3 separate regions of the Mus musculus genome follow, and regions 2 and 3 are each linked to region 1. The links are chromatin contacts, found by Hi-C or POLR2A ChIA-PET in ENCODE. All regions are on one chromosome and are shown on one strand. Each heading gives the region's core, a stretch centred on a gene start or an enhancer-like site at or near the end of the contact. The rest is flanking DNA. Distances are from core to core; before and after follow the strand shown.

What was found. A loop is a pair of places that touch in the nucleus more often than their neighbours do. ChIA-PET counts read pairs that join two places held with the same protein, here RNA polymerase II (POLR2A).
Region 2: a loop to region 1 is called in a map of gastrocnemius, with 4 times the contacts of the local background. The contact joins the promoter of Dhdds here to the promoter of Hmgn2 in region 1. A Hi-C loop is called at or near these places in 6 of 37 maps with a recorded cell type or tissue (gastrocnemius, heart and left cerebral cortex). POLR2A ChIA-PET finds 5 or more read pairs at or near these places in 2 of 5 experiments (both embryonic stem cell).
Region 3: POLR2A ChIA-PET joins it to region 1 with 12 read pairs in embryonic stem cell. The contact joins the promoter of Lin28a here to the promoter of Hmgn2 in region 1. POLR2A ChIA-PET finds 5 or more read pairs at or near these places in 2 of 5 experiments (Patski and embryonic stem cell).

The regions. Positions count from the first base shown.
Region 1 is chr4:133,966,464-133,969,646 of GRCm38, forward strand. Hmgn2 (high mobility group nucleosomal binding domain 2) reads right to left here and starts at 1,528. Exons shown (of 6, transcript NM_016957.3): 1 at 1,332-1,528; 2 at 494-538; 3 at 303-332; 4 at 1-16. The coding sequence starts at 1,346. Dhdds (dehydrodolichyl diphosphate synthase) reads right to left here. Exons shown (of 9, transcript NM_001362959.1): 9 at 2,565-3,183.
Region 2 is chr4:133,999,095-134,002,363 of GRCm38, forward strand. Dhdds (dehydrodolichyl diphosphate synthase) reads right to left here and starts at 1,788. Exons shown (of 9, transcript NM_001362959.1): 1 at 1,631-1,788; 2 at 1,175-1,299. The coding sequence starts at 1,237.
Region 3 is chr4:134,017,321-134,020,464 of GRCm38, forward strand. Lin28a (lin-28 homolog A (C. elegans)) reads right to left here and starts at 1,496. Exons shown (of 4, transcript NM_145833.1): 1 at 1,391-1,496; 2 at 733-929. The coding sequence starts at 1,421.

The DNA of each region.
Region 1 (3,183 bases), core at 278-2,777:
TTGGAGGAGCAGGTTTCTTATTTTGGAAAAGTGGGGGAGGGAGAAGAGGAAACCATTAGTACCACAGACCCAAGAAACAACCCATCAAACCACAGCTTAGAAAACTAGTTCTCAGGATCACCTTTCTTTTACAATGTAAAAGCCATCTTTCACTTTAGTCTTAAGCATCAGAACGTGGGACAACAGCAAACACCTCTAGATGTGCAACAGCCACCATATATAATGCAACGGGATCACAGAGATCCGCCCCCAAGTGGTTCCCAGTATCAGGTAAAGATCAGGAAATAGACGCATACACTTACAGCAGACAACCTCGCAGATCTTCTCTGTGGCTATTAAAAAAGAAAGTAAGAGGAATAAGCACAGGTCTCCTCACTAGTCAGCTTCACATTAAAGAAAAGTTAATGAGACAATTCGTGGTCATTTACTACCACAGAACCTTGGTAGCTACTACGCAAGGCTTTGTGCGTTGCCCTCAATGGATAAGACTCACCTCGTCCTTCACCTTGGTTTTGTCTCCTTTAGCATCCCCTTCAGCCTACAAAATGATAAAAAGACCAAAACTTGTAACCTCGGAGGCAAATCTCAGAGAACCGGAACTTAACAGCAACCGTCAGACCCCATTCTAAAAACGCATACACCCAAGTTTTATATAAGAAGCCTTAACGGGGATAAGGCCCAACTAAAGTCCGAGACGCACGGAAGACCGGGCAGGCTGGCCGCAGAGCGCGGGAGAAGCTGGAGCCTGGCCCCACAGGCGCTCGGAGCCACCAGCGCCAGGCATTAACAGCTGCAGATTGTGCAAACAAACCTCTCCGGAGGCGGCGCCTGGCGCCGTTGCCATGGCAGCCGTCGAGGGCGGGAGCTCGGGGAAGCCGTGGGCGGGGGCGCGCGTCTCGTGCGCCCGGAACGTGGGCGGCCGGGGAGGGCGGAGCCACGCCGCGGGCCCGCCCCTCGCGGACGCAGTTTTGGCGGCAGCGCGCTCCCCCGCCCGCCCAGCCGAGCGCCGCCTTCCCGCCCTTTCGGGTTTGAATCGCCCGCTCGTTCGCTCGCTCGCCCGCGGGAGGAAGGGAGGAGGGGAGGGGGCTGCCGGTGGGGGAGGGGGCGCGGGCGGCCACAGGGAGCGGGATAAACAGCTGCCAACATGGCTCCTCCTGCTACCGCCACCGAGCCTCCAATATGGCTTCTGGCGCCCGCGGGCAGCGCGCCTCGCACGATTCGCCCCGCAGCCGGACTCGGGCTGGAACCTCGCGCCGCGCCCGACCTACCGCCGAGTCCCGAGCCCGAGGCTGGCGGTGGTCCCGGGGCGCCCGCGCGCTCGCGCCACGTACCTTTCTTTTGGGCATGGTGGCGGCAGGGGACGTCGGCGCTGAGCACGGGGATACAGCGGCGCGCGGGTTTGCTCCGTCCGGGGGTCGTCCTCGCTGCTTCCTCACACTGCTCGGGCTCCGGGGGGTTTATAAAGTTTTTATAGCGCTGGGAGCCCCGGACCGGTTAGAACCGGATTTCACCTCCCGTCGCCGCTCATTGGCCCAGTTGGGGTCACGTGGGCGGGGTTTAAACTCACCTCCTCTGGAGTGAGGAGGGGGTGCAGGGGGAGGGCGCTCGAGACGGCGGCGCGCCTTGGGGGAGGGGGCGCGCCTCGGAGTCGGAGGTAATAAATGAGGGGCGCGCGAGGCGGCAGGCTTGGGGTTCCGCTCCCGCCCAGACCTGGCTTTTGCAAACTACCAAGTTCCTTCCACCTTATGCAACCCTTCTACCCACTTCTCCAAGCCGTGCGACACTGGGCACATCTCGGCCGCTTTCCTTCCTGCTCCCGCCGGGGCCCCAGCAGAGGGGTTTGTGAGGCCTGGCCGCGCCGCCCAGCTCCAGAGGCGGCGGGAAGCGCGCCGGCCGCAGCCCCGGGGACCACGGGCTCCCGTGGGCTGAGAGCCGGGAGGCTAAGCTTGGCGCAGTCGGACGTGCATCCTTTTGAGTTGCCACCTTGGGGAGTCCCTCGGTGTGCTCACCTGGAAAGCAGTCCACGGGATGTGGAGGTGTGGGCTGGGAGGGGAGACTTTCCACACAGGGATGCCTTTCGGGTACAGCGGGGCAGGTAGGAGCTGTCCTTTCAGCACCTACTGCTGAGCCGCCTCCCCAACGTTAAACAGCCCCCCAACATCTGCCTGGTAGCTTCCTTAAATCCCCTCTGGCCCCTGTCACAGAATGGTGGAGAAAAGCCGGCGCCCCAGCCCGGGAGCACGCCCCTCCCACTCGGCTCTCTGGGTCTGGGCTGCAGCTACCCAGCTGCCCCCACTCAGCAGAGGCCATGGAACCTGGGCTTTGCAGATGCCACAGCTGGCTAAAGCCCGCCTCACACACCATCGAGCTGGCTTGCTCTCGGTTGCGTGAGGAAAAGGCGGTTGAAGGGAAGCGCCGGAAGATTAGGAAACAAGTAGATGAACAGGTGTGATGGCAGAGGGGCCCTTCCAGGCCACCCCCGCCCAAAGTCCGGCCTTCTAGAGCTAGCTGAGTGCACCCGATGGAGGGGGCCAACTGCAGCAGTAAAGCAAAACCTTCTCTCGTTTGCAGTTACCACACAAACCTTGTATCTCAAAAAGAAAATTTTAAATTCTTTTTGACATCCATAACACAACTGGCTAACATCTGCAATAGGGTGTTTGGTGCTCAGGCGGAAGGCACAAAATAGGTCCCATCTTAATTTCTGAGGCAAGGGTTGAAGCTAGTTTGTAATAGCCATGGCAGCAGAAAGCAGACATCTGCGAATTCAAATCAAGCATTTTTCAGCCTTTGCCTCTGGACAACAGTGGATCTGCCTCTCCTTTCCACGCCCACAGTGGCTCCCGAGGCAGCCATCCTCCACCCCACCCTGTGCACCTTTCCCAGAATACAGGTCCTGGGGCTGGAAGATACCAGCCCCATTAATCACCGCTACTGTACTCCAATCTTAAGAGAAAGTCAGCCAGGCCTCAACAGCCCTGCTTGCCCGGCAGATTCCGTTTGCTGCCTCCAGCCTCTCATTCCCGCCTTAATTGTAGGGCTCTGTATTATAGCCACATAATTCATGCCTCCCTAATTAAAGCTGTCAACAGCCTCATTGTAAAGCTGGAAAATGCACAGCACCTGCTCTTGGGGATCTCTGTGCCAGGGATTGCTTTTGGGGAGTGCCAGGTGTACAGGGGG
Region 2 (3,269 bases), core at 538-3,037, 33 kb after region 1:
CTCTCACGCTCATCCCTCCTCTCTCCTCTGCCTTTGTCTCCTACACTTATTTTTGCCAACACGAGGCAAAGTTTCCTAAGGAGAGAGTTTTCATTTTTTGGACTCCCTGTGATTATTTGACATTTGTAGGTATGTGGAAATACAAGGCTTACTGACGCAAATTCACTGTTAAAACACTGCTCGACAGTCTGTATCTAAAAACTAAAGCCAGGCTGACTGGCTTGCATCCAAACCTCTCTCAGGCACAGAATATGACATGGCTGTGACTCCTGATGGGGGCCTTTGATGGTTGAGCTGGTAAAGGTACTTGTCCCAAAGCCCGATCCTGAAAGCTGTTCTCTGTACTCTAAATGTACACTATATATCACCATACTAAGATAAATAACGGACTGGCACTAGATATTGTGCCACGTTCTTTGTGTATTTCTTTTTTTTAATCCTCAAAAAAGACAAGTTTGTTAAGCCACATGGTTGGTAAATAACAGTTTTCCTCACGGATGTCTGTCTCTAGAGCAGATGGTTAAAGTTTTAACCATCAAAGAACCATTAACTCAGAAGACACTGCAAGGAGAAACCGATGGAAACGCTGGGGCAGTGGTTCTCAGCTGTCCTTATGCTGTGAGCCTGGGATATAGCGCCTCAGGTGCTGACTTCAACCATGAGAGTATTTGCACTGCTACTTTATAACTGCCATTCTGGTACTATCGGAAATCGTAATGTCAGATACCTGATATCCGACCCTGTGAAAGGGTTGTTCAACCTCTGAAGGGGTTGGGACCCACAGGTTGAGAACTACAACTCTAGTGAGACAAATTTCTGTTCCCTCCCATTCAGAGTCACAGTCTCTCTTCCTTTTTCAAACTCAGAGTCTTGTGAATACCAAGAAAGCACCTGACCAGTGAGCTCTTTTGACACTCTCAACGGCACAATTCAGTTTTCCAGAAGGAAAATCTAACAGTCTATGTGATCTAATGATATTAAGAGACCCTGATTGGCCTTAAAAAAAAAAAAAAGTCACACAGTACAATAAATACTAGAAATGCAGCCCTTCAAACTACATTATAATTTCAAGATTCTCTCTTTACTAAATTCTACTTCATTGGGATTGCTACAATTTAATAATGAACTACTCAACTATCCAAAAGGTCAACTTTTCCCCCGGGGTACTGCTCACCTTTATGATGTTAGCACAGAACCGTTCCCACAGTGACAGCTCTCCTTCTTTGATCCATGACATAGTTCTTGCTATGTCAGAAATCACACAAGAACAACAACAACAACAAAAAACAGCCAGATAACCTTGAATAAATGAAAAGAGAGAGAAGTCATCCTTGCTTGCAATAAAACTGACTAAAGAGACTCTGCTGGACTGTGGCAGGCAACACGCGTCTGAATCCAGAGACTGTTCTAATCCGCTCAGGCCTCTACAAGCCAACGGGAGACCTTTGGAGCAAGGTAGTTCCCACTTTCTTATCCTTACGTGCACTGATTTCTTCCAAATATCCTGCCACATCATGGTACCTACATCTTGCTTGGTCAATCCCCACAACTTCCTTCTCTATTGCCCCGCAAACCATTGCTCACTCTAAGCTAACCAATCACTACCCTCCTTGGATGCCGCATCTGTTACCTCAATGGTCACTCTCCCGGCTGGACTTTAGTGTTTCCCGCAGCTAACTCCACATCCAGCTTCCCCTCCTCTGGGTCTCTGTGTTTACTCCCCACCTAGGACGCAGGAGAAGGCGCTTTTCCACCACTCCCGGGCGACTTACGACTTGGCGCTGAAAGAACACGTCACCTCTACGTGATTGGCTCCGCCTCCTCCGTCCGTGGTGGGCGGGGCCGCCCCTGCGTACTCGGGGGCGGAGCGGTGCGAGTTCTTGCGAGTTGGCTATTGGTGGCCGCTCTCGCGGGGCGTGGAAACAGCGCCTGGGAGGCCGAGGTCACGTGAGCCGATACTCCTACCTCTTGGGTCTCCTATTGCAAGCCCTGCACGTTAGGCGAGTTGAGCCTGAGGGATCGAGATGTGTTCGGCCCACGCATTTGCGTGGTCTCAGGTGTTGTGGCAGTTTGTTAGGGAGAGAGGATGCGGTTGCTCCACCTCAAAATTGAGTTTCTCTATGGATGATCGCAGTGCTTATATTATGGGAGACACGGTAATGTCGTATTTTGACAGTCCTCCTACCTCAGTCTCCCCAACTGCTGGGGATATGGACGTAAACCATGGAAGTGAACTGCGTTTATTTAAAAATTTGTCTTGGGCTGGAGAGGTGGCTCAGAGTTTAAGAGTACCGACTGCTCTTCCAGAGGTCCTGAGTTCAATTCCCAGCAACTACATGGTGGCTCACAACCATCTGTAATGGGATCTGATGCCCTCTTCCGATGTGTCTTAAGACAGCGACAGTGTACTCACATACATAAAATTAATCTTTAAAAAAACAAAATTGTCTTAAAAGTGTTCTTTTAGCCGAAACTGATGGCACGTCGTCACTGAACTCAGCACTCAAGGCTGAGGCCATTTGAATTAGTTAATGTCTTTTCTGCTACGTAGTAAATTTAGTCACCCTGATCTAGGGGATACTGTCTCCTCAAAAAATTCTGACGTGTTTTTTTACTTGTCGCCTTTTAATGCTGCTAACGCATCAGAAGGGTTTCTTGCGCTGGTCACTTTTGGGGAGCGATGCAAAGCAACTTTATAATTTGCAGATTCCGAAGACCCACGTTAATGAACTTAGGAGGACAAGTCAGAAAGAGCTTTACTCTTAGGACTTCCAAAACCACAATCCGTAGCATTTGGGAATAGAGCCCTAGTGGTAGAGTTCTTGCCTAGCAGGCTAGAAGCCCTGGGTTCAGTTTCCAGCCCAGTATAAAAAAGCATGGTGGCAGCGAATGCAGGGCAATCAGCAGTTTAGGTCACCTAGGGCGTTTGAGGCTAGCGTGGCCTACACAGGAAAACTCAACCTCAAAACTAAACAAAAATAGAAACAATCTTAAACATACAACAAAACACCATAAGCCACTTGTGGAGAGCTTTGGGGGTCAAGCAAGAACTCAAAAGCATTAGCTGTATAGCTAGTCTGAAGGACTTTTAGATACCTAACAGAACAAACTTGGGCCTGGACTGGGCTTCGGGAAACTTGCCTCCTCAAAAGTATTATCATCATCATCCATTGTCTTGCCTCTTGATGTATTTAATGATACAGGGAAGAAGTTGTTCTGCTTTCACACACACACACACACACACACACACACACACACACACACACACA
Region 3 (3,144 bases), core at 246-2,745, 51 kb after region 1:
TTAACTGCGAACTTGGGATTGCCACGGCCAAGGAATGAAGGCCTGGGATCTTAAGGTCTTCCTTCCTGGCAGAACCGGGTGGACAGCTAGAGGTGCCTGCCAGCCCTGATCTGTAGCCAGACCTCTAGGGGAGCTTTTCAGCTCACACGTTGATCCTTCCGGGACCTGCCAAACCTACACTGGCTACAGGACCTGGCTTTGGGTGGCCACCTGACTTGAGGTCTGCATTGAAACGGGAAGAACCTGACGTCGCAGGTTCACGCCCGTAGGTTGGGTAGCAAATGGCTCACACTCTCTCCTCCCTATGAATTAGACTCAGACCTTTAGAACTCAGGGCGCTAACGCCCGGCTCAGGCCCTGCATGTGCTTCCCTGGTCGGCCTGCTGGCCCTCCCCCACCGGCAAGCACAATACAACCTTAGTTTCTGCCACATGGGGTCACCTCCCTGCCCCCTGCTCCCTTCCCAGGGGAAAGAGGTAATAGACACGTGGTAAGCCGGAGGGGTTCCCGGAAGGGGGCGGGGAGGGGGTGCTGGTAGTCAGCAGTGCCTCCTCGCACAACTGCAGTTACTACAAACTCAAAACTGGGGTGTCCCGAAAAATATGGGGACGCACAATGAGGGGTATTTATCTCCTCCAATCCGACAGGAGGGGCCACCAGCCAAGGCCGTACCTCGGAACTCCCAGCCTTTTTCTTTTTTTTCCCCTAGCAAAGTTCCAGAATGAGTCTCACCTGGTGCACAAAGACGTCCACCGGGGGGTCGAGCGCGACCCCAGCGCGGGCGGTCATAGACAGGAAGCCGAACCCCATGCGCACGTTGAACCACTTACAGATGCCGGCCCCGTGCAGCAGCTGCGGCTCGTCTGCCGCTCGGGCCGCGTCAGGCGGCGCCTCCTCTGGCGCCTTCTCCGCTGCCTTGGCGCAGCCACCTGGAGATAGGGAGGGCCAGGTGATCAGCTGGGGGCCAAGGGATCGCAGGCCCTCTCAGGGACCCGTCTGGGAGATCTCGGTGGTCAGCCCGCGGATAGACACCCAGGAGGAGGCAGCTACCAAGCAGCTGGTAAGAAGAAACCTGTCCTGGCTGCCTCCCCAAGCTTACACAGAGGATGCTGACGCCCCAAAAGTTTTGCTTGTCTTCCCACAACAAGTTGCCCGTGCACACGCGGAGGGACAGGCCCCTCCTCTTCTCTCCCTCCGCCCCCACGGGCTCGGTGTACAAGCCACTGGAACACCAGGGTTCCCTAGTCCAGAGATGGCCCCCAGAAGCAGGAGGCCATAGGGACTTGGGGGTCCCGCGGACAAGTCCGTGGGACACTTTCCCACCTCCCTTCTATTTAGACATTGGGCTCCCTGCACCCTAAGGTGTGCCCGCTGAATCGCAAGCTCGAACCTGCAAACTGCTGGTTGGACACCGAGCCCATGGTCGTCTGCTGAGCCCGTGGCCCCGGGCCCCAGGTCGGGCGGCTGCTGGCCCCAGAGAAGTCCGGAGGCAAAGGGGTGGTTCGGAGAAGAGGCTGCTACATCTTCCCCCGCACAATAGCGGTGGGAGGGCCCACGGCTTTTCAAAGGCTCCCAAATTCTAAAAGACAATGACCCAACCCCCCGCGGGCAGCCCCCTCCCCTCCCCTCTCTCCTTACCCCTCCCTTTCCCTCTGGCTCTGGCTTCGGCCCTCCCCCACTGCTCTGGTCTCTGACACCTCTGGGGTGTCCCTTCCCAGAACCTTGAGATTTGACACCCCCTCCACATACACACATCTGGAGATGGGGATCTTTTGCACTGGAAGTCTTCAGTACCCCAGAATTTGGGATCCTGCACTTTGAGGACTCAATGCGGGCATCCAAAGCGGACACAGGTGGGGGGGAACGGGGGGGGGGTAGTTTTATAACCACGTGACCACACACACACACACACACACACACACACACACACACACACACACACACACACACCACCCCCACCCCCCGGGCAGATAATTATACATTCCAGAGAGTTGGGGGAGGGAGGTGTGAGCCTGGTGGCGCTGTCCAATCAGAAACACAAACCACCTGTCAAGGGAGAAATGGATGAGCCCTCCCCCTCCCCCAGCCCCTCAGCGCCCCTCCCCCTCTTTCCCCTCAGGCCTCAGAGCTGACCCGGCTGCTTGGCGCTGACCTGCTCTCACCCCCCACCTCCGTGTGCTTAGATAGACCTGGAGTTCTGGACATTAGGAAGCCGGGATAGGGGTGCAAGGAAGCGGCTGGAGACCCCACCGAGCTGATCTGTCTTAACCTAGGTGCTGCCTCTCAAACTCGGCCTGTCTCTGGGTGCTACTGGATGCCTCAATCTCCAAATTTCAACAACAGTTTCTCTGGGTTTGTCCCAGTGAGAAACAAGCTCCTAGTTGATTCTGTGCAAAGAGTCCTTCGCTCCCTCCTAAGCCTACACCTAAAGTTGCTTCCAGGTACAGCTCCCTGAGAGAGCATGTGGAAACCTCGAAGAATGCCCTCTGTGGTAGCTGTGTTCTCATCGGGCCCCTGCCTGCCGCGTCCCGTCCTGTCCCATCCGTTGGTGGAAGAGAATAGATTGGTGGGTGGAGGCACTTCCTCCAAGACCCGGGACACTCTAATTCCCAGACCCTCCTGTTCTCAGTCACCATCCTAAATTGAGCTACCCTTCGGGTAGTATGACTGGTGAAAAGACTGGATAGAGAGAGGCTTCTCATTTAAAGAGGTAAACTCCCTACTAGAAGATAAAGAGGGTGGACCAGAGGGGTGGCCACTGCCCTGGTCAGAGATGGACAATGGCCCGGGGCTCAGTGCACGGCCCTGGCCCTGCCCCTTCACTTCCGGTGCTCAGTTCAAACTGGACAATGCCAGCTCCGGTCAGTTCCCCTCCCCCACAGCTACAACCCATTTAAAGGGACAGAGCCTGCTTTCAGGGGCATCAGCTTATCCTGAATTCAGTCTTCTCCACAAGTGTGTAGAATCTCTTGTGGTTCACACGCTGCAGTTGTGCATACATACATACATGCACGCTCATAAGCAAGTGCGTATCTAAGACAGAAAAAAGATGATGGTGTAGAGAAATGGACGATGGAATAGGAGATGACTGTGAGGAATACTGTTGTTCTCTTTTCTACGAATGTTTGCATGCGCATAAAAAGT